Regions from separate parts of the Homo sapiens genome. Here region 2 is linked to region 1. A link is an interaction called in ENCODE POLR2A ChIA-PET data of the cell type or tissue named here. Cell type or tissue: CD4-positive, alpha-beta T cell. All regions are shown on one strand. Links, peaks and the distances in the headings refer to the core of each region. The heading gives the core; the rest is flanking DNA. Region 1 has its middle 93 kb from the start of EPC2. Region 2 overlaps EPC2 (enhancer of polycomb 2).

The links. Peaks named below come from ENCODE experiments on the same cell type or tissue, not always from the same donor. Only the 100,000 strongest peaks of a DNase experiment are listed, where the experiment ranks them.
Region 2: POLR2A ChIA-PET joins it to region 1 with 7 read pairs; 3 of 35 experiments call an interaction of 5 or more read pairs at or near these places.

The regions. Positions count from the first base shown.
Region 1 is chr2:148,546,631-148,557,755 of GRCh38, forward strand. No RefSeq gene overlaps it. Among named protein-coding and RNA genes, the nearest start is that of EPC2, 93 kb to the right of the region's middle. RefSeq lists an enhancer at 7,172-8,129. In CD4-positive, alpha-beta T cell, for the core only: no CTCF peak of the experiment used is centred there; DNase peaks (open chromatin) are centred at 6,551 and 6,981; H3K4me3 peaks cover 1,159 bases; H3K27ac peaks cover 1,537 bases.
Region 2 is chr2:148,710,466-148,721,590 of GRCh38, forward strand. All of the region lies in intron 2 of EPC2 (enhancer of polycomb 2), which reads left to right. Among named protein-coding and RNA genes, the nearest start is that of EPC2, 71 kb to the left of the region's middle. In CD4-positive, alpha-beta T cell, for the core only: no CTCF peak of the experiment used is centred there; no DNase peak of the experiment used is centred there.

The sequences.
Region 1 (11,125 bases), core at 4,405-8,404:
CTTCCCTCAACCTCCCATCTCCTCATTCTTGCGCTACTTCCTCACTCTTTGCTCTTATTTTCTTCCTAACCTGTGCCCTTATTGTTTGTCTGTTTTCTGAAAATATTTCCACTCTCAAGGGATTTTGTGGCTATCCCTGGATCTCCTTGCTGTTGCACTAATAGCTCAGAGGGCATACCCATCTTTAGCCCTAACCCCAATTTCTCCCAGATCCAGTGATGTTATAGTTGAATGACATCCCCTTAAAAAGATATGTTGACATCCTAATCCCTGGTACCTCAAAGTGTGGTGTTATTTGTAAACTTGCAGACATAGTTAAGAAGTTGTACTGGAGTACGGTGGGCCCCTGATCCAATGCTACTAGTGTCCTTCTAAGAAGACAGCCATGTGAGGACACAGGCAGCTGAATAAATGAATGACTGCCTACATGGAGGAGCTAAAACTCCTCCATGCTGGCAGGGGCAAGAGAGGGAGTGGCAGGACTGGAAACAGTGAATACAGTGGCCAAGTGACAGAGAATGAAAAAAAGCTAATTTTTCATTTGTCTAATGAATCCAAGTGAGAGCTATAGTGAACGCAAGGCCTCCCTGGGTTCTTTTCCATCTTGTGATCGCCATTTCTCTGCTGCTAGAGGACATCAAATCCTTCGCTCTCAACTTGGCACAACCAGGTGAGCCCACCCAGGTGGTTGCCATCCAGCACTCCGGCCTGGCGTCTCCAAGGTCGACCCTAGCCAGCACAACCAATGCATCTGATGGTTCCAGACCCGAACAAGGAGGCTGAACATGAGCCTTGGGAGGCGGAGGTGGGGCGGGGCGTGGGGTTCATGTGCTGCATGTTTGGAGGCTGAAGTGCTCTCCCTCACACTCTGGGCCTGAGTGCTGCACTCACAGTGAAGCTTTACCATTTATGAGGCTCCTGCTACTGCAAGGTATGGCCAAGACTCATCCGTAGACACACATTAGCAACTCTAAGGCAGAAATCAGTGCCATGGAACTGGGCAGTGGGCCACTGGAATTCAGAGAAAGAAGACGTCAGTACTGTGGAGGGCATGGTGGGTAGATGTCAAGAGACCCAGAAGTAGCCCTTGAAGGGAGAGTGGCCCTAGAATCCCCCTCTCTAGAATCCCCCTCCCTAGAAGCCACCTCCCTAGAAGCTCCCTCCCTAGAAGCCCCCTTTCTTCAAGGGCAGCTTCTTGAGTGGCAGGCATTTCATGGGAGGACAGCAAAGACATGGGTGTGGGGATAAGTTTAGAAGACAGTCAGCCCCTGGCTGTACATGAGCAAACAAATAGCTCCAGGACAGACAATGCCAAGGTGGATGGTATCTGGACCTTCCCACCCAGGAACAAATGTGTCCTTGATGCCAAGAGATGCAGAAGGGCTGCTTTCTGAGTTAAAGAGGGAAGCATTGGCCTTTTTTCTATTTGGATGAATAACATCCTGATCGTTTTGGTAACTTCAAATAAAATATAAAGGCAGAAATAATATAGCATCAGCCAAGTTATTATTAAAAAATAACAGAATGCAGTCATTGGCAGTGTTGGACCAGAAATACAATCCCCCTGAGGAGCTGACATTATCCATGGGCTGGTAGAGGGGCCTCTCACTTGCTCTCTGGCTGGTGTGTCTTTGCTTCTCCACTGGCATCTGCAGGCTGGGGGGCTATTCAGGTGGCTGACCCATAGGGACCCTACTGAGTGCTTGCCTATTGGGAAATGCGCAGTGAACATTTAATGAAGGGAGTGGGATGGGGGAAGAGAAGAGACAGCGTGTGAATTATCTTCTGACAGTGTTAATATGGAATCAATTTCTAAGAAGAGATGAGCATTTACCACCAAGGTTAACATGATGGAATATGTGGATACAAGCCTTCAAGACTTTTAAACCAACGGTGTTCATGGTAGGCAATTGCTTTTCTTTATAATGAGAATTGTAGGCAAATGATAACATGCTGTAGAAGTTATTAATTGATGTTTTAAAAGTTACCCCATGGCAGAAAATTAGAGAAAATGCGTTGCTGGCTTAAGCTTCTTCTCCTGAAGATCATCAGGATCTTGTCCAACGAAGTGCCTTCATTATGTCACATTTAACTCATCCATCTTCATTTTCAACTCAACTGGTTCAGCTGCTGTGTATCTCTGGGTCCCTTCAGCCTTCTCCCAGGACAAGCACCATTTAGATGCTCACTTGATCATTAGATGTTTAATGGCTGGGACGTTTGCCACTTCTTGGCAGTCTCAGGGCCCTCTTGTGTTAGGAAGTGGGCCAAATGCATCTAAATGGGGAGTGAGGTGAGATAGAGGGGCTTTTGTGCTAACTTCTGTCTGAAAGATGTGCGTAGACTGCTTAGTGTGGAATCTGTCACAGAGCAGCAATGGGAATGATTTTGGCCCATCTGTCCCCGTCAGTCCATCAGTGATCTTTTGCCCCAGGCAAGGAAGTCATGGGAGATAGGGCTCTTTGCCACCTTCAGGGCCCAATTCCCGCCAGCCTCTCAGTGTGAGCACTCCACATACTAATATGATTCTTGGGCTTAACAACAATACATTTTTTATACAATATGGCTCTTAGATGCAAGCCAACTACACATCCGGTGCTTGACCAAAGCGGTGATCTATCCTCACTCAGCCAGAAGAAAAAAGTGGACTCTGTGTCGGACATTTTGACAGATGGTGCCTTGGTCTCCAATGTGGCACACAAATACCAACCCTGTGGGCTGAATTCAGGTGTTTTTTTGTTGCTTGTTTTGTTTTGTTTTTTGAGAAGGAGTCTTGCTCTGTTGCCAGGCTGCAGTAAGGTGGCGCGATCTTGGCTTACTGCAACCTCCACCTCCTGGGTTCAAGCGATTCTCCTGCCTCAGCTTCCCAAGTAGCTGGGACTACAGGTGCGTGCCACCACGCCCAGCTAATTTTTGTATTTTTAGTAAAGACTGGTTTCACCATGTTGGCCAGGATGGTCTCAATCTCTTGACCTCGTGATCCGCCTGCCTTGGCCTCCAGAAATTTGGACCTCATGCAATTTTCATCTTAGGAGCAACCCCTAGTTCAGACATGATGGCCCTGAGGGCGACACTCTAATTAGTCCTAGGTTACTCAGGCTACCATCACTGAGTCAGCCCCTCACAGCCCTGTGCCCCCATGCTAGTGAACTGCAATTCTCCAAACGCACCTCTATTCTGCATTCCATCTGAAGTAACTGCAGGCCCGGGGAGGAGGGCATGACATGAGGAAGGGGTGATGGAGCAGACTTTACTGGGAAAAAGGCACTAAGTCTTGCCTTGCTCATCCTTGAGCCCTGGAAGAAGGCAGGCCTGGGTTTGCCTCTTTCCACTTGGAACAGGCTTAAAAATTCCAGCTGAGTGAGTCTTGGAGCGCAGGCCAGAGGCCTGAGGTAGGGACACTGACAGGGCTACCCTGCCTCAGCTGGAGGGGACCCCGGGGACTGTCCCTTATCTTTCCTCTGTGATGGGTCTCAGTTAAAGCCAGCAGTGGTAGGCAAATGAGTGCTAAGCCCAGCTTTCACCTTCTCATAGCAGCGGTCTTCAAACTTGGGTCAAGTACACCTGAGGGTGTACAGACCTTTCAGGAGGAAAAATATCCATGAGTGATTTAGAGGAAATCCACGTCCACAGTCTTAATATCCAAAGCACCGATTTCTAAAATCGTCTCATGGAACTTCCCATGCCCCGCTCACCCATCGTGATCGCAACATGAAGCCTTACTCTGGGGTGTAAAAACTTCCTTGGACCAAAAGAGGGGAGAAGCACTTTGGGAGGCCGAGGCGGGTGGATCATGAGGTCAGGAGATCGAGACCATCCTGGCTAACAAGGTGAAACCCCGTCTCTACTAAAAATACAAAAAATTAGCCGGGCGCGGTGGCGGGCGCCTGTAGTCCCAGCTACTCGGGAGGCTGAGGCAGGAGAATGGCGTGAACCCGGGAAGCGGAGCTTGCGGTGAGCCGAGATTGCGCCACTGCAGTCCGCAGTCCGGCCTGGGCGACAGAGCGAGACTCCGTCTCAAAAAAAAAAAAAAAAAAAGAGGGGAGATCGATCAATTGGTTTCTGGGGGCTTCTTTAATGATTCATCAAGGCATCTTCCATCCTCAGGGCGTGCCGTCTTTCCCTGTCTTATGTATATTTCTGTCAAGGGTGAAGCGTGGCCCACATTGAGGTGCTCTAAATTTAGAACAGCTAAGGCAGTATAGGTTAAAGAATTTTAAAATGATTTCTTTCAGATTCAGTCTGCATTATTCAGTAATTAAAACTTACTTTATCAAACCAGCTCATGAAATACTATTCCAATTATAGTTAGTCCTCATCTTATTTCATCTTATGAAATGTTTAATCTTTTATAACTCCTAACAAAAATAAACTTTTAAACTAAGGAGGAAGCATTTAGATGTCAAATTTAATTTCTGCAAAGAGATATACAGTTGTTTAAAACTGTTTTAGGGAGCGCATGTGCAAAAATGTTTGGAGACCATGACCCCAGGGATCTCATGCTCCCTGCCCCCGTATCCCACATGTGCAAGCTCCTCCCAGCCCCTCAGCTGCAAACATAAAGGATGTAGTCACTAGCCACAGATGGCAATTAACATTTAAATTAAGTTAAAAATTTAATTCCTTAATTGTACTAGCCACATTTCAAGTGCTAAGTAGGCATGTGAGGCTAGTGTCTGCTGTATTGGACAGGTCAGATGCACAATAGTTCCATTGTCACAGAAAGTTCTCTTGGACAGCCCTGGTCTAAACTATCCTGGGAACTGACATGGCCAGGAGAAGCTGTGACATCATCAAACACATTTGATCATTTAATATTTTTAGAAAGGCAGTTCAAGCCCATGATGAAAAATTCAAAAGATACAAAATGGTCTATAGGGCAAAGTCTCTTCCTGCTCTGGCCTTCGGTCACCTGGTTTCTCCCGGTACCAGCTTCTTGGGATTCCCTCCAAAGATATTCTACTTAAGCTCATGACAATACTGTACAGTATTTATGTTTCTGATATCGCCATGAAATTCTGTATTTTCTATATACAACAATGAAAATTATTGGCTGTGCGCAGTGGCTCACACCTGTAATCCCAATACTTTGGGAAGCCTAGGCGAGCAGATCACTTGAGGCCAGGAGTTTCAGACCACCCTGGGTAACATGGTGAAACCCCATCTCTACTAAAAATACACACACACACACAAAAATTAGCTGGGTGTGGTTGCGCATACCTGTAATTCCAGCAACCAGAGAGGCTGTGGCACAAGAATCGCCTGATCCCAGGAGGCGGAGGTTGCAGTGAACTGAGATCATGCCACTGCACACCAGCCTGGGCAAGAGAGTGAGACATTGTGTCAAAAAAGAAAAAAAAAGGAAAATTCTTTGAAAAAGTTTGGACTATTTTTCAACACAATTTTAGTATTATCTCACATAAGTTGTCTCTGTGGCAGCTTTAAAACATGGCCATAAATCTTCCTGAACATTCCTTCCATAGAGAGGATAGCTTTGTGCTTTTTTCCCCATGATCTGGGTGAGGTTTTGACTGCTTCCATCATTGCAACAGGGGAGAAGCAACCCTATGTGACTTCCAGGTAAGGTCATAAAAGGCCGTGAGACCTCCACCCTGTCTCAGGAATACTCACTCTTGGAGTCCTGAACTGCGGCGTGAGAAGTCCCACTCCCCTAGCCTGACCACACTGGAGAGGCCACACACATGCACAGGTGACACTCCCAGCAGAGCTGTTCATTGGCGGTAGCTGGATTTGGGGGTGAAGAAGCAGTCTTGAATGGTTACCTGTGACTCAAGAGAGGACTTTTGCAATTTGATTGGAAAGCTTAGCAAAAACTTAGTAATTAATATTTGGAAGACTAAGCAATGAAAAAATGAGGTAATTAGTAATTCCAAGAAAACCAAAGTTGACCCATAAAAGAATAACAGCCTATATGGTTCAGCTGTGAGTACTTATAGTAATGCTAGCACAGTACATTGATTTAGCCAAAAATGGTGCTGTAACGATGTTGGGAGGGTGGGTGGAGGGGAAATATGCACAAGGAGGGTGCAGGAAGGCAATAAGTGTCTAAAATTGAAGAACCTAAAAATAGCTGTATTATTTGGAAGTACAGATATAAATTACAGAAGAAACAGATGGGCGATACTGAAGCAGGTGTGTGTGCCAATGGGAACGATACAGTAGCAAGGGAGACGCTGATGGGAGGGACTGAATGGATGATAGGAGGCCACTTGGACACAGCTGAGCAGACAGGGAAGGGGCAGAGGAGGCCAGCAAGTGTGGCTGTGCTTGTAGGTTTCTAGGTGGGGAAATGTGAGCATTTCCATCGGACAGCATCTCTTTCCTCAGTGAAACGAGGAGAGTTCATCAGCTGAGACTAAAAAGCAGGGAAGGGCAGTGGGAGTTTTAAGGATAAAAAAGGAATGAAAAAGTACCCTAGAAGAATACGAATGCTGGTTTTAACAGAGAAACACAGCAATATTGCTTAGTAGCTCCAAGTACCCCTTTGAGGTCTGCGATGAACTGAAAGTGAAAGCAGCCTGCTTGCTTGACTTTTCCATAGTAATGTCGAGCTGCTTGAGTGGAGAGATACATGGGTGGGCTCACTTAGTATTTTGTAGGAGACTCCGTGGAAAGGCAAGGGGATTCTGAGGATGAGAGTTTTGGAAGGAAGTTGTTTATGGTGATGAACCATAAGCCCTAAGCTGGACACGAGGAGTGAACAGAAAGGTGACTGACAAATTGTAAAAGGCGGTGGAGCCAACAGAAAAGAGATCTCAACAGAGTTGAAGAATTGTCACAGTAGACGCTCAAGTATGTGTCAAGGACAGAAAGCTTATGAGAGAGTGGGGCTTTGGGCTTGCAGCAGCAGAACAGTTTCTGGTGGTGACAAGGTTCAGGCTATGACCTTGAGGTGGAGTGGAGGGAGAAAACGTCATTCGAGATGAGAAGGTCCAGGAAACTGAGAAGCCAGGCTGCTAGATGGGACATTGTATGGTTACTTTAATGAGATTGTCAAGAAAGGCTATGCAGAGAAAAAGATGGGGAGCCAGGAGGTGCAGTCCAGTGAATGAGTGAATGGATCACATGGAAGAAAAGAAAAGACATGTGATCGCGTGGTATAGTCAGGAAGCCAGAGCTTTTAATGGGTAGGACATTTTGTAAAAGGTAACAGAGGTTAAGTTCCAGGAGCAACAGTAGAGAACAAGCAGGCACCAACACTCCTTCCAGGCCCTAAGGTTTGTAAGATATCAGACTGTAAGATATCAGACAGGCTCTGCCAGAAACAGCTGTGTGAATGTTGTACTCTTGGGACCAGCCAGGCTCCAATTAAGGCAAGGAAGAAAGAGGGAGGCTCTGATGTAGGCTGAGGACAGGCAAAATTGAGAGTCAAGGATTGGGGCTTCCAGAAGGCACAGTGGAAATGTTAGGGAGGAAATGAAGAGAATGGGTGGGAAACTGGATCAAATCAGGTGACGAGCACAGCAGGAAGGGGATGCAAGTCCAGGTGATAGTGGATGACTGGAGAGGTCTGCTCCTCTGGGGATAGCAGAGGAAAATGAACATCAGCTCTTGCCACTCCCCTGCTTAGAATCTTCTGATGGCTTCCATCACACTTCGAGTATAACTGAACTCCTTACAAGGACCCACAACGCTCTCCATCAGTGGTTCTCCAAGTGTGGTCCTTGGACTTGCAGCATCACCATCACCTGGACCTTGTCAGAAATGCAAATTCTTGGGCCCCACCCCAGAGCTACTGCGTTAGAAACTCTGGGGTAGGACCCAACAAGCTATGTTTTAACAAGCCCTCCTCCAAGTGATTCTGATGCATACTAAATCTGAGACTCTTTGGTGCACATAATCTGGCCCTTCTCTAGCTCTCTGACCTCAGAATTTCTTAATTTGCTGAGCGTTAGCCACACTCGTCTCCTTTCTCTCTGTTCTCAAGCTCATACTCTCCCTGGGGCCTTTGCTGTCACTGTGTCATCTGCTTGGAATGTTCCTGCCCCAGGCTACCATGTGGCTGCTCTTTCTCCCCAGGCAGGTCTCTATTCAGACTGATACCGCCTGACCATTTCATCTCACCCTTGACTCCCATTCATTTTCTAATCCATTACCCTCTTACTTCTTCAGGCACTTGCCACTTCCTGAAATCTTTACTTTTAAATGCGTTTATGTCTGTCTTCCCCACTAGAATGTAAGCTGTATGAGAATCGAGACCTTACCTGCCTTTTTAACCACTGTGACCCCAATATCTAGAACAGCAGGGTGTCTAGTGGGGTATCTGATAATTGTTAATAAATGAATGAGACATGATGGAATGAATGTTGATATTTCTTAGGCTTTGTGCATATAAATGGCTTGAGGCTCTGTTCAAATGCAGATTCTGCTTTGGGAGGTCCGGGGTGGGCCCTCAGATCTTGCATTTCTAACAAGTTCTCAGTGGTACCTGGCTTCTGGCTCACAGAGTTCACTCTGGCTAAGTTTTACAGTGAGCCCTTGGATCTGTCTCTTGTGGTCTCAAATACTTGATAGTTTGGTGGTTTCCAGACAATATCCTGAACATGCAGTTACATCTGTGATGATTCTATTTGAAACACCTTCCAGCCAGGAACAATAGCAGTTTTCCTAAACCAGCTCTCCTTGGGGAGATATGATGTTTGGGCTGTTTCCAGAGTACAGGGTAAGGAAAAGGAGCTTACTAAGGAGGCTACTGCTTTAAAGGAGGCCAAGTTTTGCTGAGAACAACTCAGCAGAAACCAACTTCCAAGTTTCCAGATTAATAAAGAAAAGAGAGCCTAGATAATTACAATCTGTGGCTAATCTGCTAACTCTAAAGTAAGGAATAGCTAAAATCTGTTTCCATCCAAATTGTTTTCTAGGAAAGCCAACAAGAAACAGCTGAGTGTCCAAAACACATTTTTGTCTCTTCTTCTCTTCCCTGCCCAGACACCATGGGTTGGCAATTAGTTAGATATCAAAACAAGAAAATATTGGGGGCTATATCATCTTAAAACTTGGTTAAAAAATACTCTAATTGAAAACTATGACCATCAGATATGCCTTTCTCATAATGTATTCTTAACGGGTGATAACATGCACTAAAGAGCTCTTTGACAAAAAATATTTTGGAAATCGCTGGCCTAAATGTACACCAGTCAGAGCTCCTGACTGCAGGACTTCTCAGAGCCATGAATTTGCTAACCTACTTATGACTCTCTGAGGACTTTCAGTACACAACATTTCCCAAACTTATTGGACTGCAGAATTTTCTAAGAGTATCATGAAGAACCAGTGTTTCATGGAGCAAACCTTTAGAAGCTTGTGGAATGAGGTTGGCCTCCACTGAGGCTTTGCTTAAAAGAAGAAGGCCAAGGAGAGATGGGAAATAAGACCAAGGAAAGAGGTAAAAGTATGTGGCTCGTCTCCAGGCCCCTCACTCAGCCTTTTGCCTGCCAGGGATTTCGCAACTTCAATATCTCACCTGTCCCAGCCTTTCCAAACGATGTTCTCTTAATCCCTCTCTTCTTCATTCCCCCATATTCCTGTCTCTCGGAGCCCTGATGAAGAACTAAAGGAATCAACCATTGTTGTGAGTTAATTTGATACCCCTGCCAAAGGTGTTAGTATTTTAAAGAGGATTTATGGAGAGGACCTATCTGACCCAAAAGGAATGGTTCTGCATGGGACTCTCTGGCTGGTGGGAGTGGGTTTTGTTTCAAGAATGTGCCTACACTTACTGAGGGACGTCTTCTTCCTGATCCTGGAATTAAGGGGCAGGAGTCTTGGCTGATAAAGAAATGGCTCTTATCTCGATCTGTTTTATTCTGTGGAGTTTGATGGGAAGACCTGGGATACTATTGCTGCCCTGCAAGCCTTCAACCAGTTCTCTTTCAATAGGGTGTCTGGGAAATACCAGCTACAGTTCCAAGTAATATTTTACAAGTAGAACATAGTTTTCAGCATTTTGGGGTAATGATCAATTTTTTCCACCACACTTTGTTTATGTGATATTTCTGAATCAAATTCCTATTTTTCTTCCTCTAAACTGTACTCACTTTGACCTTGTAACTGTATTTCTCACCAAGTATATAATCAACAGCAGTACAGAAAGTGAAGATACAAGTGTAGATGAATACTAGATGAACTGTTTCGCATTTATTTCCCACAACTTGGATGAAATATAACCTGGAAATTTTTTTGGCTTGGGGTTTTTGGTTTGCTGCAGCACAATCATAGCTCATGGCAGCCTCAAACTACTTGACTGAAGCGATCCTCCTATCTCAGCATCCTGAGTAGCTGGGACTACAGTCATGTGACACCACTCCTGGCTAATCTTTCTTTTTTTTTTTTTTGGTAGAGGTAGGGTCTCACTATGTTGGCCAGGCTGATCTCAAATTCCTAGCCTCAAGTGGTCCTCCCATCTCAGCATCCCAAAGTGCTGGGATTACAAGCGTAAACCACTGTGCCCAGCCGGTTTTAAAAACAATATATAAGCACTTCAAGGAAAATGACCAAGATCTTATTCCCATTTCATTCCCCAGTGCTGAGTGCCTGGCATGTAACAGCTCTCATGGTTGTTTGCTGATGTGAATATCCTAGTTGTGTTACACAGAATTGTTTTTGTTTCACCTTATTTCTATTGTTACCTTATTGCTATTATTTCAGACCCTCTCCCCGTTTAACATGGTGGTTGACTATAAATCTTTACACATTTTGTTTTGCTACTATTTTCAGCCAAGCGTGAACACATATATATCAAGAAAGGTTTTTTCATCAAGATTTTTCAAGTTTTGAAATTATTTTTAAGTTGCTAGGATATTTAAAACAATTTGACCATCTTTGCCTTAAGGCAATGTAGAACCAATCTAAATCTCCATCATTTACTAGGCTTCTAGCCACTGATAACACTCCAACTCAAATGGAAATAAGGGGTATAGAAATGTATTATCTCACGTGACTGGAAGGCTGGGATAGGACCAGCTTCAGGGCTGGTGGAATCACTGGCTCACCAATGGGCTCAAATTGCAGCAGCTGCAGGCATCATACCTGGACATGCCATGTCCAGGGGAAGAAGAGGAAAAGAAGGGCCATCTCTTCCTGTGGCTCTCTCACGGAAGATGGA
Region 2 (11,125 bases), core at 2,202-6,201, 160 kb after region 1:
AAATACCATTTGACCCAGCCATCCCATTACTGGGTATATACCCAAAGGATTATAAATCATGCTACTATAAAGACACATGCATACGTATGTTTATTGTGGCACTTTTCACAGTAGCAGACTTGGAACCAACCCAGATGTCCAACAGTGATAGACTGGATTAAGAAAATGTGGCACATATACACCATGGAATACTATGCAGCCATAAAAAATAATGAGTTATGTCCTTTGTAGGGACATGGATGAAGCTGGAAACCATCATTCTCAGCAAACCATTGCAAGGGCAAAAAACCAAACACCGCATGTTCTCACTCATAGGTGGGAATTGAACAATGGGAACACTTGGACACAGGAAGGGGAACATCACACACCGGGGCCTGTTGTGGGTTGGGGGGAGTGGGGAGGGATGGCATTAGGAGATACACTTAATGTAAAAGAGAGTTCCCATATACCTCCTGTATGCACGCATACACACACACAATCTCCCCCACGGATATCCTCCACTATATTTCATTCAGTCTCTCTTTTTGTTTTAGCCTGGGTAGAGGCTTATTGATTTTATTGATCTTTTTAAATAATCAGCTTTTGGTGTTATTGTTTTTTTCTATTGATTTCCTGTTTTCAGTTTGATTAATTTCTCCTCTTTTTTTTTCTTCACTTACTTTGGGTTTCATTTGCTCTTCTAGTTTTCTAAAATGGAAGCTTAGATGATTGATTTTAGATCTTCTTTCCTAATATATGCAGTCAGTCCTATAAATTTTTCTCTAAGCACTGCTTTTCTCTGTCCCACAAATTTTGGTGTTAAATTTTCATTTTCATTCAGTTTAGAGTATTTAAAAAATTTCTTTTGAGATTTCTTCTTTGATCCATGTATTATTTTAAATAACACATATTTAAAATACTTGGGATTCTAAGTATTTTGGGATTTTCCAGCTATATTTTTGTTATTCATTTCTGTTTTAGTTCCATTGTGATCTTAGGACACACTTTATATCATTTCTACTCTCATAAAATTTATTATTTTTTTATGGCTCAGAATGTGGTCTTTTTGATGATTGTTTCCATGTGAGTTTTAGAAAAAGTGTGTTCTGCTCTTTTTGTATGCAGCATTTTATAAATAAATGCCAATTAGATCAGTTGACTGATCATGCTGTCCATTTTAAGTATGTCCTTACTGATTTTTTGCTTGCTGTATCTGTCCATTTCTGATAGAAGGCTATTAAAATTTCCAGCTACAATAGTGGATTCATCTTTTTTTCCTAGCAGTTATATCAATTTTTGCCTCACATAGTTTGTTGCTCTGTCGTTAGGCACATGCACATTAGGGATTGTTATATCTTCTTGGAGAATTGACTCTTATTATGTAATATGCCTCTTCATCCCTAATAATTTTCCTTGCTGTGAGGTCTCTTCTGTCTCAAGTGATTATAGGTACTCTGGCTTTGTTTTGATTGGTGTAAGCATGGTGTATCTTTCTCTGTTCCTTTAATCTCTATGTGTCTTTATTTAAACTGGGTTTATTTTAGATAGCAATTTGGGTCTTGTTTTTGTTCCACTCTGATGATCTCTTTCAGTTGGTGTATTTAGACCATTGATATTTAAAGTGATTATTGATTTCCTTGGATTAATATCTACCATATCTGTTAATGTTTTGTATTTGATTCCCTTGGTCTTTGTTTCTGGTTTTATCTTCTACACTTTTTGTGCTTTTAATTAAGAATTTTATACTTCTGTTTTCTCTCCTTTCTTAGCATATCTATCATACTGTTTGTGTGTGTGGGGGTGTGTGTGTGTGTGTGTGTTTGCCCTAGAATTTACACTGTACATTTACCGTTAATCCAAGGCCACTTGCAAGTAGCACTATAATGCTTCACAGGTTGTACAAGTACTTTATAATAAAAAATTTCTAATTCCTCCTTTCTGTCCCTTGTATCATTGCTGTCATTCGACACACAGACACACACACAGACAATGTGCCACATAATGTTTTGATCAATGATGAACCACATATACAATTATAATGGAACCGAAAAATTCTTATTGCTTAGTGATGTCATAGCCATTGGAATGTTGTAGAACAGTGCATTACTGATGCTGGTGTAAACAAATCTGCATTGCCAGTTATGTAAAAGTATAGCACATACAGGCCAGGTGTGGTGGCTCACGCCTGTAATCCCAATACTTTGGGAGGCTGAGGCTGGAAGATTGCTTGGGGCCAGGAGTTGGAGACCAGCCTGGGCAGAGACTCCGTCTCTACAAAAAATGAAAACAATAGCCAGGTGTGGTAATATATTCCTATAGTCCTAACTACCCAGTAGGCCGAGGCAGGAGGATTACTTGAGATTAGGAGTTTGTGGTTACAGTGAAGCATGATCACTCCACTGCACTCCACTCTGGGCAACATTGTGAGATCCCATCTAAAAAAGGAAAAGCAAAAGTATAGCATGCTAGCCAGGTGCCATGGTGGCTCACACCGGTAATCACTTTGGGAGGCGTGAGGCAGGAAGGTCCCTTGAGCCCAGGAGTTTGAGACCAGCCTGGGCAACATAGACCCTGTCTCAATAAATAAATAAATAACAATTATTCACAGTACTAATACTTGATAATAAATATGTTACTAGCTTGTGTATTTACTATTCTATACTTTTTAATCGTTATGTTAGAATGTATTTCCTCTACTTATCAAAAATTGTAAAACAGCCTTAGGCAGGTCCTTCAGGAGATATTTCAGAAGACATTATAGGAGATAATAGCTTCATGCAAGTTATTGCCCCTAAAGAGCTTCCAGTGGGACAAGATGTAGACATGGAAGACAGTGATAATGATGATCATGACCCAGTGTAGGCCTAGGCTAATGGGTGTGTTTATGTCTTAGTTTTTGACACAAAAAAATTTATAAATAAGAAAAAGCTTATAGAATAAGAATTTACAGAAAATATTTTGTACAGCTGTATACTGTTTTAGCTGTGGTGTTACAAAAGAGACAAAAAGTTAAAAAGTAAAAGTTTATAAAGTGAAAAAGTTACAGTAAGCTGTTTATTATTAGAGAAAAAAAATTTTTTTTAAGTTTAGTGTAGCCTGAGTGTAGTCTACAACAGTGTAATGTCCTAAGCCTTTGCATTCAGTCACCCCTCAACTCACCTAGACAACTTGCCATCCTATAAGCTATATTTATGATGTGCCCTATACAGTATATACCATTTTTTATCTTTTATACCATAGTTCTACTGTACCTTATCTATGTTTAATGTTTAGATATACAGATACTTCCCATTATTTCACAGTTGCCTACACTAGCATGCTCTACAGGTTTGTAGCCTAGGAGCAATAGGCTACAGCATATAGCATAGGTTGTACCTTTAGGTTTGTGTAGGTACACTCTGTGATGTTCCCACAATGAATGAAATCATCTAACAGATGCATTTGTCAGAATGTTTCTTTTTTATTTCTTGATTGAGGGGTACATGTGCAGGATGTGCAGGTTTCTTGCCTAGTTAAACATGTGCCATGGTGATTAGCTGCACAGATCATTCCATCACCTAGGTATTAAGCCCAGAATCCATTAGCTGTTCTTCCAGATGCTCTCCCTCCTCCCACCCCCCACCCTCTGACAGGCCCCAGTGTGGGTCGTTCCCCCCATCCCCATGTGTCCATGTGTTCTCATCATTCAGCTCCCATTTCTAAGTGAGAACATGCAGTATTTGATTTTCTGTTTCTGTGTTAGTTTGCTAAGGATAATGGCTTCCAGCTCCATTCATGTCCCTGCAGAGGGCATGATCTCGTTCCTTTTTTTTTGGCCACATAACATTCTGTGGTGTGGATGTAGCACATTTGCATTAGCCAGTCTATCATCGATGGGCATTTAGGTTGATTCCATGTCTTTGGTATTGTGAATAGTGCTGCAGTGAACATGCATTCATGTATCTTTATAATAGAATGATTTATATTCCTTTGGGTATATACCAAGTAAGGGGATTGTTGAGTCAAATGGTATTTCTGCCTCTAGGTCTTTGAGGCATTGCCACACTGTCTTCCACAATGGTTGAACTAATTTACACTCCCACCAACAGTGTAAAAGCGTTCCTTTTCCTCCACAACCTTGCCAGCATCTGTTGTTTTTTGACTTTTTAATAATTGCCATTCTGACTGGTGTGAGATGGTACCTCATTGTGGTTTTGATTTGCATTTCTCTAATGATCAGTGGTGTTGAGCTTCTTTTCATGTTTGTTGGCCACATGAATGTCTTCTTTGGAGAAGTGTCTGTTCATGTCCTTTGACCACTTTTAATCAGGTTGTTTTTTTCTTGTAAATTTGTTTAAGTTCCTTGTAGATGCTGGAATATTACATCTTTGTCAGATGGGTAAGTTGCAAAAAGTTTCTCCCATTCTGTAGGTTGTCTGTTTACTCTGATGAGAGTTTCTTTTGCTGTGCATAAGCTCTTTAGTTTAATTAGATTCCATTTGTCAAGTTTTGCTTTTGTTGCAGTTGCTTTTGGCATCTTTGTCATGAAATCTTCGCCCATGCCTATATCCTGAATGGTATCGCCTAGATTTTCTTCTAGGGTTTTTTTTTTTTTTTTTTTTTTTTTGGAGACAGAGTCTTGCTCTGTTGCCTAGGCTGAAGTGCAGTGGCACGATCTCAGCTCACTGCAAGCTCCGCCTCCCAGGTTCACACCATTTTCCTGCCTCAGCCTCCTGAGTAGCTGGGACTACAGGCACGTGCCACCGCACCCGGCTACTTCTTTGTATTTTTAATAGAGACCAGGTTTCACCATGTTAGCCAGGATTATCTTGATCTCCTGACCTTGTGGTCTGCCCACCTCGGCCTCCCAAATTGCTGGGATTACAGGCGAGAGCCACTGCGCCCAGCCTCTTCTAGCGTTTTTATAGTTTTGGGTTTTCCATTTAAGTCTTTAATCATCTTGAATTGATTTTTGTTTTTGGTGTAAGGAAGGGGTCCAGTTTCAGTTTTCTGCATATGGCTAGCCAGTTTTCCGAGCACCATTTATTAAATAGGGAATTCTTTCCCCATTGCTTGTTTTTGTCAGGTTTGTTGGAGGTCAGGTGGTTGTATGTATGTGATCTTATTTCTGGGTTCTCTATTCTGTTCCATTCGTCTGTGTGTCTGTTCTTGTACTAATATCATGCTGTTTTGGTTACTATAGCCTTGTAGCATAGTTGAAGTCAGGTAGTATGATGCCTTCATGTTTGTTCTTTTTGCTTAGGATTGTCTTGGCTACTCGGGCTCTTTTTTGGTTCCATATGAATTTTAAAATAGTTTCTTCTAATTCTGTGAAGAATGTCAATGGTAGTTTAATGGGAATAGCATTGAATCTATAAATTGTTTTGGGCAGTGTGACCATTTTCACAATATTGATTCTTCCCACCCATGAACATGGAATGTTTTTCCATTTATTTGTGTCCTCTCTGATTTCTTTGAGCAGTGGTTTATAGTTCTCCTTGAAGAGGTCCCTCACTTCCCTTATTAGCTGTATTTCCAGGTATTTTATTATTTTTGTGGCAGTTGTGAATGTGAGTTCATTCGTGATTTGGCTCTCTGATTGCTTGTTATTGGTGTATAGGAAGGCCAACAATTTTTGAACATTGATTTTCTATCATGAGACTTGCTGAAGTTGCTTATAAGCTTAAGAAGCTTTTGGGCTGAGACGATGGGGTTTTCTAGAAATAGGATCATTTTATCTGCAACCAAAGATAATTTTACTTCCTCTCTTTCTATTTGAATACACTTTATTTATTTCCCTTGCCTGATTGCCCTGGCCAGAACTTCCAATTCTATGTTGAATAGGAGTGGTGAGAGAGGGCATGCATCTTTGTCTTGTGCTGGTTTTCAAGGGGAATGCTTCCAGCTTTTGCCCATTCAGTATGTTATTGGTGGGTTTGTCATATATGGCTCTTAATATTTTGAGGTATGTTCCTTGAATACCTAGTTTATTGAGAGTTTCTAACATGAAGGGATGTTGAATTGTATTGAAGGCCTTTTCTCCATCTGTTGAGATAATCATGTATTTTTTTGTCTTTAGTTCTGTTTATGTGATGAATCTGTTTATGTTATGTGATGAACATTTATTAATTTGCATATGTTTAACCAGCCTTGCATCCTGGGGATGAAGTCTGCTTGGTTGTGGTGGATAAGGTTTTTGATGTGCTGCTAGATTCAGTCTGCCAGTATTTTGTTGAGTTTTGCATCGAGGTTCACCAAAGATGTTGGCCTGAAGTTTTCTTTTTTGTTTTATCTCTGCCAGGTTTTGGTATCAGGATGATGCAGGCCTTATGGAATGAACTAGGGAGGAGTCCCTCCTTTTCAATTTTTTGAACAGTTTCAGTAGGAATGGTACCAGCTCTTCTTTTTACCTCTGGTATAATTTAGCTGTGAATCCGTCTGGTCCTGGGCTTTTTTTGGTTGATAGACTATTTATTACTGCTTCAACTTTAGAACTCATTATTGGTCTATTTAGGGATTCAGTTTCTTCCTGGTTCAGTCTTTGGAGGGTGTATGTGTCCAGGAATTTATCCATTTCTTCTAGATTTTCTAGTTTATGTGCATAAAGGTGTTTATAGTATTCTCTGATGGTTTGTATTTCTGTGGGGTCAGTGGTGATATCCCCCTTATCATTTCTGATTATATTTATTTGACTGTTCTGTCTTCTTTATTAGCCTAGCCTAGTGGTCTGTCTTATAAATTTCAAAAAAAACAACTCCTGGATTCATTGATTTTTTTTTTTTTTTTTTTTGAGGAGTTTTTCTTGTCTCTGTCTACTTCGATTCAGCTCTGATATTGACTATTTCTTGTCTACTGGTAGCTTTGGGGTCTGTTTGCCCTTGGTCCTCTAGTTCTTTTAGCTGTGTTGTTAGGTTGTTAACTTCAGATCTTTCTAGCTTCTAGATGTGGGCATTTAGTGCTATAAATTTCCCGCTTAACACTGCTTTAGCTGCATCCCAGAGATTCTGGTACATTGTATCTTTGTTCTCATTAGTTTCAGAGAAATTATTGATTTCTGCCTTTATTTCATTATTTACCCAAGAGTGATTTGGAAGCAGGTTGTTCAGTTTCCATGTAGTTAGTTGTGTGGTTTTGAGTGCATTTCTTAATCTTGAGTTCTAATTTGGTTGTGCTGTGGTCTGACAGACTTTGTTATTATTTCAGTTCTTTTGCATTTGCTGAGGAGTGTTTTACTTCCAATTATGTGATCAATTTTACTCAAGTAAGTGCCGTGCAGTAATGAGAAGAATGTATATTCTGTTGTTTTTGGGTGGAGAGTTCTATAGGTATTTGTCAGGTCTACTCTATCCAGAGCTGAGTTCAGATCCTGAATATCTTTTAATTGTCTTTCTCTATGATCTGTCTAATATTGTCAGTAGGGGTGTTAAAGTCTCCCACTATTATTGTGTGGGAGTCTAAGTCTCATTGAAGGTCTCTAAGAACTTGCTTTATGAATCTGGGTGCTCCAGTATTGGGCACATATATAGGTTAGTTAGCTGTTCTTGTAGAATTGAACCCTTTACCATTATGTCATGCCCTTCGTTGTCTTTTTTGATCTTTGTTGGTTTAAAGCCTGTTTTATCAGAAACTAGGATTGCAACCCCTGCTTCGTTCTGTTTCCCATTTGCTTAGTAAATTGTCTTCAGTCTCTTTATTTTGAGTCTTTGTGTGTCTTTGCATGTGAGATGGGTCCCTTGAAGGTAGCGTAGCAATGGGTCTTGATTCTTTATCCAGCTTGCCATTCTGTGTCTTTTAATTGGGGCAGTTAGCCCATTTACATTTAAGGATAGAATTCTTATGTGCGGATTTGATTCTCTCATCATGCTAGCTGGTTATTTTGCAGACTTGTTTATGTGCTTGCTTCATAGGGACTGATCTGTGTACTTCAGTGTGTTTTTGTAGCAACTGGTAACTGTTTTTCCTTTCCATATTTAGTGCTTCCTTCAGGAGCTCTTGCAAGGCAGGCCTGATGGTGATGAATTCCCTCAGCATTTGCTTGTCTGAAAAGGATCTTATTTTTCCTTTGCTTATGAAGCTTAGTTTGGCCCAATATGACATTCTGGGGTGGAAATTCTTTTCTTTAAGAATGTTGAATATTGACCCGCAGTCTCTTCTGGTTTGTAGGATTTCCACTGAGAGGTCTGTTGTTAGTCTGATGGGCTTCCCCTTGTAGGTGACCTGGCCCTTCTCTCTGGCTGCTCTGAGCATTTTTTCTTTCATCTTGATCTTGGAGAATCTGATGATTATGTGTTTTGGGGATGATTCTTCTCATGGAGTATCTTACTGGGGTTCTCTGTATTTCCTGAATTTGAATGTTGGCCTGTCTTGGTAAGTTGGGGAAGTTCTCCTAAATGATATCCTGAAGTATGTTTTTCAACTTGGTTCCAACTCCCCATCACTTTCAGGTACCTCAGTCAGTCGTAGATTCAGTCTGTTTACATAATCCCATATTTCTCAGAAGTTTTGTTCATTCCATTTCCTTCTTTTTTCTCTAGTATTGTCTGCTTGTCTTAATTCAGAAAGCCAGTCTTCCAGCTCTAAGATTCTTTCCTCTGCTTGGCCTGTTCTTCTATTAATATTTATGATTGCATTGTGAAGTTCTCGTGTTGTGTTTTTTTAACTCCATCAGGTCATTTATCTTCCTCTCTAAACTGGCTATTCTGGTTATCAGCTCCTGTATAGTTTTAACATGATACTTAGCTACTTTGCATTGGGTTAAAACATGCTCCTTTAGCTCAGTGAACTTCGTTGTTACCACCTTCTGAAGTCTACTTCTGTCATTTCAGCAATCTCAGTGTCAGCCCAGTTCTGAGCCCTTGCTTGAGAGATGTTGTGGTCATTTGGAGGAAAAGGACACTCTGGCTTTTTGAGTTTTCAGTGTTTTTGCATTGATTCTTTCTCATCTTTGTGGGCTTATCTACCTTTGATCTTTGAGGTTGCTGACCTTTGGGTGGTATTTTGTGGTTTTTCTTTGTTGTCGTTTTCTGTTTGTTTTTCTTTTCATAGTCTGGTCACTCTTCTGTAGGGCTGCTGCAGTTTGCTGGAGGTCCGCTCCAAACCCCAGTTGCTCTGGTTCTTCCTGTACCTGGAGGTATCACCAGTGACGCCTGCAAAACAGCAAAGATGGCAGCCTGCCCCTTCCTCTGGAAGCACCATCCCAGGAGGGTGCTGACCTATTGCCACCTGAACACGCCTGTAGGGGGTGGTTGGAGACCCCAGTTGGGAGGTTTCACCCAGTTAGGAGGAATGGGATCAGGGGCCCGCTTAAAGCAACAGTTTGGCCTCTTTTTGTTAGAGCAGCTGTGCTGTGTTGGTGATCCCTTTAGCCACCATTTGATCTGGGCTCTCCAAGCCCCACTGGCTGAACTGGCTGAGGAGCCCAAACAGCCAAGGTGGCAACCTGCCCCACTCTTCAGGCACTCCATCCCAGGGAGAAATTGGAGCTCTTTCGGCCCATAGAACATGGGTGGTGACTAGAGGCTCTGGCTGGGAGGACCCGCCCCACAAGGAGGAGTGGATTGGGGGTCCTGATTACAGAATCAGTCTGGCCATGCCTTGACAAAACAGCTGTGTCATGGTAGGGAACTGCCTCTGCCCAGGTAGCAGCCCTCCCCTCTCCTGGACACTTTGTCCCAGGGAGAGATAAGAAAGGTAAGAGCTCTGTCAGGCCATGGCTGGAGGGCCTGGCTGGGAGGTCCCACTCAGTGAAGAGGAATGGATTGGAGCTTCACTTAAAGAAGTAATCTGGTCAATATCTGGCAAAGCTGCTGAGTTGTGCCACTGGGGGGACCCTTTCTCGTCTGGACCATTTGGACTCTCCAGGGTCTGCAGGCTGGAACAGCTGTGTTGACCAAACAGCAGAGATGGTGCTGGCCTCTCCCCACAGCCTATTGCTGGTGGCTGCTTGGAATTCCAAGCCAGTGGGTCTTATCTTGTGAGGTGTCATGGAAGTGGGCCTGCAGAACAAGGCTGCTCAACTTTCTGGATTCCAACCCCTCTCGGGGGGTATATGTGGACCTCCCGCCTTGTCTGAGTTGCAGACACGTTTGTTGGAGATCCCGGTACTGGAGTATGTAAAGCTCTTGGGTCTCTGTGCATGCCTGAGCAGCTGCTCTGCTGAGACTCCACGCAGCTCCGTGTGTTGGCCCCAAGGCCCTGGTGGCGTGGACTCATAAGGGGATCTCCTGATCCCCGGGTTGCAAAGATCCATGGGAGAAGCGTGGTTTCCCTGGGTCGCATAATCACTCATCACTTCCCTTGGCTGGGGATGGGGGTTTCCTTGGCTTGTGTTGCTCCCAAGTGGGCCGCCGCGCCACCCTGCTTTTCCTCATTCCCCGTGGGTCGAGCTGTTTCCCTGATAAGTCTCAATGCGACTACCTGGATTATTTCAGTTGAAAGTGCAGTATTCACTCGCCGCTTTCGTTCCTCTCCATGAGCGCCACGGACTGCAGCTGCTTCTAATCGGCTGTCTTGGCCCTGTCCCCAGAATTGCTTCATTAAGACTATATCTGTCTGTATGCTATGTGTAAGTAAACTGCTTATGTATATAAGCATTCATAATTGAATATATTGTTCCTATTATTGTTTTGAACAAGCTGTTGTCTGTTAGATAATTAACAGTAAGAAAATAAAAGTTTTTATTTTACCCTTTCTCCCCAGTACTCTTCCTATGTTTATGTAGATCTGAGTTTCTAACCTATATCATTTTCCTCCTCTCAAAAGTACTACTTTTAAGATTTCTTATAAGGCAGGTCTACTGGCAACAAAGTCCTCAATTTTTATTTGTCTGAGAAAGTTTTTATTTCTCCTTCACTTTTGAAGGGTATTTTCACAGAGTGCAGAATTTTAGGTTTGTAGGTTGTTGGGTTTTTTTTTTTAACTCAACACATGAAATATTTCACTCCATGCTGTTCTTACTTCCATGATTTCTGAGGAATATCTGATGTGATCTTATCTTTGCTCCTTTGTAGCTAAGGTGTTTTTTCCCCTTTGGCTTCTTTCAAGGTTTTTTCTTTACCTTTGATTTTCTGATGTTTGAATATCATATGCCTAACTATAGGGTGGTTTTGTTTATTTTTGTTTTGGCTTTTATCCTGCTTGGTGGTGTTTGAGCTTCCTCAATCTGTGG